2 separate regions of the Homo sapiens genome follow, and region 1 is linked to region 2. The links are chromatin contacts, found by Hi-C or POLR2A ChIA-PET in ENCODE. All regions are on one chromosome and are shown on one strand. The core of a region is the stretch at or near the end of the contact, and the rest is flanking DNA. Distances in the headings are between cores, read along the strand shown.

The links. Hi-C counts contacts between places; a loop is a spot of excess contacts on that map. ChIA-PET counts read pairs that join two places held with the same protein, here RNA polymerase II (POLR2A). Pooled maps may share reads with other maps.
Region 1: a map of naive thymus-derived CD4-positive, alpha-beta T cell shows a loop between it and region 2 (16-fold over the local background). The contact joins the promoter of EFHC1 here to the promoter of CD2AP-DT in region 2. A Hi-C loop is called at or near these places in 1 of 168 maps with a recorded cell type or tissue (naive thymus-derived CD4-positive, alpha-beta T cell) and 5 of 50 pooled maps. POLR2A ChIA-PET finds 5 or more read pairs at or near these places in 1 of 52 experiments (CD4-positive, alpha-beta T cell).

The regions. Positions count from the first base shown.
Region 1 is chr6:52,418,930-52,421,629 of GRCh38, forward strand. EFHC1 (EF-hand domain containing 1) reads left to right here and starts at 1,413. Exons shown (of 11, transcript NM_018100.4): 1 at 1,413-1,544. The coding sequence starts at 1,482. LOC124901331 (a long non-coding RNA gene) reads right to left here and starts at 2,052. Exons shown (of 2, transcript XR_007059611.1): 1 at 1,280-2,052. RefSeq lists an enhancer at 1,382-1,973.
Region 2 is chr6:47,476,819-47,479,518 of GRCh38, forward strand. CD2AP-DT (CD2AP divergent transcript) reads right to left here and starts at 1,254. Exons shown (of 1, transcript NR_187257.1): 1 at 425-1,254. CD2AP (CD2 associated protein) reads left to right here and starts at 971. Exons shown (of 18, transcript NM_012120.3): 1 at 971-1,430. The coding sequence starts at 1,427. RefSeq lists a silencer at 733-1,242 and an enhancer at 1,529-2,255.

The DNA of each region.
Region 1 (2,700 bases), core at 163-2,662, 4.9 Mb after region 2:
ATTACTCTATCATGTTCCTAAACTGGCTTGTCACAAACGCCTGTTACAAAAATCAGATTCCTGGCCTCCATGTCAGACCTAATGAATCCAAATCTCTCGGCACGTGGGTTTTGATTACTTTTTATTTTTAAGCTCCTCAGCAATGATGGATAGCTTTCTCCCCCCCCCCCCAAAAAAAATGTTTCAGGAATAGGATTATGTTTCTTTTAAGAAAAAATAATTTAAGCAAGTTTTGTAAAAAGCATCAAAGGCTATACCTATGATGCTGACAATATTTCACCTCACTTATCTGCTTCTTTCCCAAGACTTAGTCTTTCTCTTTGAAGGAGCTGTGTTCCTCCTAGTGGTTCTGATCTTTTTCATTGCAGCTGCAGGTACAAACGAGGGATTGAGGTGACCACCCTTCAACCTGCAGCTCTTCAGTCAACAAAAATCAAGTACCTATCAGAGTGCACCCTGCCCTGCAGCACATATTCAAGGCTTTCCCTACAAAAACAAAGGTGTTTAACCGAAGGGATTGATGGTAGAATAAAGAGAGCTGGGCGCGGTGGCTCATGCCTGTAATCCCAGCACTTTGGGAGGCGAGGTGGGCGGATCGCTTGACCCCAGGAATTCGAGACCAGCTTGGGCAACATAGTGGGACACTATCTCTACGGAAGGAGGGAAGTAGGGAAGGAAGGAAGGAAGCAAGGAGGGAAGGAGGGACGGAGGGAAGGAGGGAAGGAAGGAAGGAAAAAGAAAAGAAAGGAAAGAAAGAAAGGAAAGAAAGAAAGAGAAAGATTGATTTTAAAAAAGAGTTAAAAGGGGAAAAATACAATGTGGCAGTGGGAGAATTAAGGATGAGATGATTGCATTAGTTCATTGACCATCCCTGAGCAACAGAAACACAATCATGGGTAATCCTCGGCCCCTGCCTACAAGAAGCATGGGTCTAGTTTAGTAGCACTGCCAACTGGACCGACCATTTACACTTCTGTGTGAAATGGGGCAGAGGGGGGAGAAAAGAGTGCCTGAGCTCACAGCGTTGGCGGGGCGCAGTGAGGTCCGCCAGGACTAGGTGGAAGGAGAGAAGGAACGTCCCTCTCTGCAACTCATCTAAGGGCCTGCTCGGACCCCGGATCTCACAGCGAGAACTACCGCCTCGCTACACCCGCCTTTCCCCGCGCCACCCAACAGCTCCCACGTCTCATCCTCCGGGAGCGGGGCGGGGCGAAGCGGAAGAGGAGGGGCCGACACAACCACGCCCACTAGCCGCGCTCCAAGGCCGCGGCCCACTTACCGCGAGAACGCGGAGTCCTGCGGATGGCGCACGCGCAAACCTCCTGTGATGCCTGCGCCTCCTGGCCCCGCCTTCCGCTCGTGGGAGTTCCGGATGTTTAGCGTTACCATGGATCCTGGAGGTGCCCGCGAACACTGCTTGTCGCCTGGGCAACCGGAGAGGACGAAGCAGGACCTAGGTGGCGGCGGTGGTACCGGCTGCAATGGTGTCCAATCCCGTGCATGGCTTGCCCTTTCTTCCGGGCACGTCCTTTAAGGACTCTACGGTGAGCAGTTATCTGCCAGACTCCCACCTGTCCCCACCTTCCAGCAGCCCAGGAGGTTTCCCCGCTCAGTGCACCTCCATTCCCCTCCACTCAAGTCTGTCTTCTCTCCAAACACGTCTTCTGTCCTGACCCTGTTCTTTATTCTGGGCCGAACTTCTGCCGTTCTTCCCTAGCCATCCTCATCCCCTCTCTCCGATCCTTTGCCCTCCGCCTCATCCCTCTCTAGTTTTTTCCCACTCCATCTTGGCAGTGTGTTGGCGCCTTCATTCTCATCCCGTTAGCCGCGTTCTTTCTTACGGCCCTGCTCCTCCAAGCCCCTGCCTCTTGTCCCTTTAGATCACTGTTTCCCCCACCCTACTCCCAACCTATCTCTGGGCCCTCTCCCTAGCTCGTTCTCTCACATCATAACCTGTCTCCGTCCATCGCCGCCCTTAAAACCCCCCGCCACTATGCACCTTCAACCTCATTCCCACAGGTCCGTCATTCCCGCCCCACCTCTTCCTCTTCTGAATCCTGTACCCGGTAGTATCTCCCACTCCCAGCTCCATTTCCTGTTTTGTATGTATATCGATTCCGCTCCTCTTCTTTCCGCCAGGTCTTTTTCCTTTCTTCTTTATGCTTGCATCCAACCCCATTCTTTTTTCTCCATCTTCTACATTTTCCACAATTTAGTCCCATCCTCTCCCCATTCCTTTCTTTCTCCGTTGCGGGTTTTCCCCAAAACTTGCTCACCTTCCTCCCAAAGCATCTTTCCCTGCTTTGTAAGAGATATTCCTTTCCAGTTCCCTCAAGAATTGATTAGTTGCTGTTTATTCTTCCCCGGCCCTGTTCTTTTTATTCTAACGTTTTTGTAAAAAGATTCCTGTTTAGATTTTGTTTTGCTCCTTCCCCAACCTTGTGTTTTTATTTGCATTTTCTAGACAAAATTTTTTAAAAAGTAGCAGCAGCTTGGATTCTTTTTTTTTTTTAAACTCTTGCCACAGTTTAGCTCTTAAAATTATTTGGTTTGTTTTAATTCTGACAGGGCTACTGAAATGTATGTGCTGAAAAATCAATAATGAGATTCAGTAGACTGATCATCATAGATGAGCTAACAGTAGTTTATGTTTATATAGTTTAATACTTTAAACTCTTGCCTTCCTCTCCAGCTTCACAA
Region 2 (2,700 bases), core at 4-2,503:
CCCACAAAAAGTAAATGGCTGTGCTGAGTTTCAAGGACCCATGTCTGCCTGGATCCAAAGGGCAAGTCAGTTTCAGTGCTGGATGACTGAGAATTACAAAATTTCTTGAAAAAGCACTAGGCACAATAGTTGGCGTTCAACAAACGCTCACACACACATCTGCCCTGGAATTGGGTCTACTTAAACAGAAGGGGGAAAAAAAGCTTGCTGAAATAATTATACTTCTTCGTAACTACCAAGCTCATGTTTGACTGACTATAGTAATCCTATGCCCTCCTTCACATTGACGCTAGAAAAAATGCCTGGCAGTATTTCAAATCATGATGCCTATTTTTCTCTCGATCAAGTAACAACTCAAATTATACTTTAAAAAGAAAAAAAGCAAATTATAAAGTTGCATTCAGCTGACAAGAGACTAAAGGAATCTGTGAAACAGAATTTATTTGATGCCTAGGTTTCTCCCTCACCCGACGAAGACCAAATGCTGCTGATCCGTAAGTAACTTCGCAAGGTAAACTGAGGGGCCTGGCAGCATCTGGGCCTCCCTTAAAGGTCGAAATCAAGTGCGCTCGCCCTCCTTCTGTCCGCCTTTTCCCTTTAAGGTCCTCGAGGCTGCTTCGCTGCAGAAAGTAACTCCGCGTCGCCGCCGCGGAAAGTGGGGCAACTTTGCCTATCAGCAGAAACCTTTTGATCCATCTGAGGCGACAAACCAGACCAAACGCCCGCCCAAGCTGTTCCGAGCCTCCGGGGGGAGAGCGAGCCCAAGCTCCTCTGCACCGCTTCCTCATCCGCTCGCTGCACCTGGACGCGGTCGGCGCGCGACCCCCGGCCGTGACGTCACCGCACCTGGCAGCAGCCGTGGGGACCGGGAGAGAGCCCGAACGCGACGGGGCGGGGTGGGGCGGGGAGAACGAGGGCGTTCTCGCGAGATTTGCCTCCTCCCGGTCCCAGCTCCCCGCACCTTCTCGGCCTCTGTCTGGGTCCCCACCTTAGTCTACGGTGTCGCCTTTTCTAACTGCGAGTGCTAAGGAAGAGGCGAGGGGCGGGCTCCGAGGCTAGGCGGGCGCTCGGGGTTGGAGCCGAGGGTCTGGGCAAACCGGTGGGTCCCTCCCCACTGCGGGAGCGGCCAGGGTGGGAAAACCGCGGTCGGGCGGGCGGGGTAGGGCCCTCCCGCCGCCGTGGCTCCTGGGGAGGCCAGGGGTGAGGAGCTGTCGCCGCCTTTGCCTCTGCCTCGAGGGCCGCGCTGAAGAGACTGGTAGGAGAGCGCCGCGGGCGGATGGAGGCGACTCTTCGCCCCGCCTGAGCTCAGGAGGGGCTAGCGCGGAGCGCGGGTCCCGCCTCCAGCCGCGGGAGCGGCCGCGCGAGCCACCACTGGAGGAGGAGGAGGAGGAGCGGACGTCGGCTTCTCCCCGCGGGAGCCCCCAGCATGGGTAAGAGACTCGGGCGCTTCCCGCCGCCCGTCCGGACCTTCCAGACCCGGGGAGGCTGTGCCCTTTCTCGGCCTTCTGGGGAGGCGACTGCGGTCAGCCCCTGAGCGGCAGCACCCCACCCTCTCCATTCTCCCCACCGCCCCTTCTTGCCCTGCCTTCCACCTTGCTCTTCTCACGGAGAAACTGGTGGGAGAGCTCGCGGGTGCTTTCCCTCGCTCTCCCTTCTCCGCCTCTTTTCCTGTTCACCAGAAAGGTGCGGGATGGGGGGCGGGGGCGCCTGGCCACCTCTGCTAACCCCTTGCCCAGCTAAAATCAGACCTGACCTTCCTTCCCTTCCTCATCCCCTTGCTTCCCTCCCCCTCCTCGTGGGATGGGGGAGGGCGATCGAAAAACTTGATAAAGTAGCACTTTCAACTTCTTTATTTTCTGCGAGGCTTTGAATACGTTTAAGGAGAGAGATAAATTTGTTCAAAAACTTTTTTTTTTTCCTGCTGAAACTCGCAAGGGGTGCCTCAAGGACAGGAAAGCTTGAGTATTTGTTTTACTCGGGTTCTACCTAGGCAAGTGTGTTGGCACCTAAGCATTCAGTGTGCTCCCGAGGACTGGGTTTGGACTTCAGTGTTGGATCCTTTGAGGAGCAGTTTCCTGTTTGGAGTTAGACTTCCTTGCCGGAGGAGAGAAAAATACAAGGCCTTATATGTTATTTACTATGTGCTTTATAGTTTTGTTTGAAGTTAGAGAAGGCAGAATGTGTGGCAGTCCGGGTTGAAAAGGAGTTTTGTTAAGTGGTGTAACAATTTCTTTTGATAACAAAGTTCGGTGTGGGCTAGGCATTAAACTAACTCCCTCAATCCTTTAAAAATTAAAAGCAACTTAAGAATAGCTTACAAAAAACAAAACACCCTGTGTCTCTATAAGGCAGAACGTGTTCTGTAAGAGTAAACCCAAGTTTGATTTTTGTAGAGCAAATCAGGAGGACCCTATCACTTTTTGCAGTTGAGAGTTGGTACTGCTTCATATCAACAAACGATCACCGAAATGAATAATTCATGTAATTAACAAATGATTTAGAAGCAGGACGAATACAGACTACTGCTGATGTGGCACCCTCTGTCCACACTTTGCTTTGTGGGGGATGTTTTGAGCATATTGTTTATAGACACTCGCCTAGCTATCCTCTGTTTTCTTAGACTTTTCTAATTTTATGTTCCCTTCTCCACCTCCCTCCTTTCAGGTAACTTTCATACTCAAAAGTGCTCTTGAGCTCAAA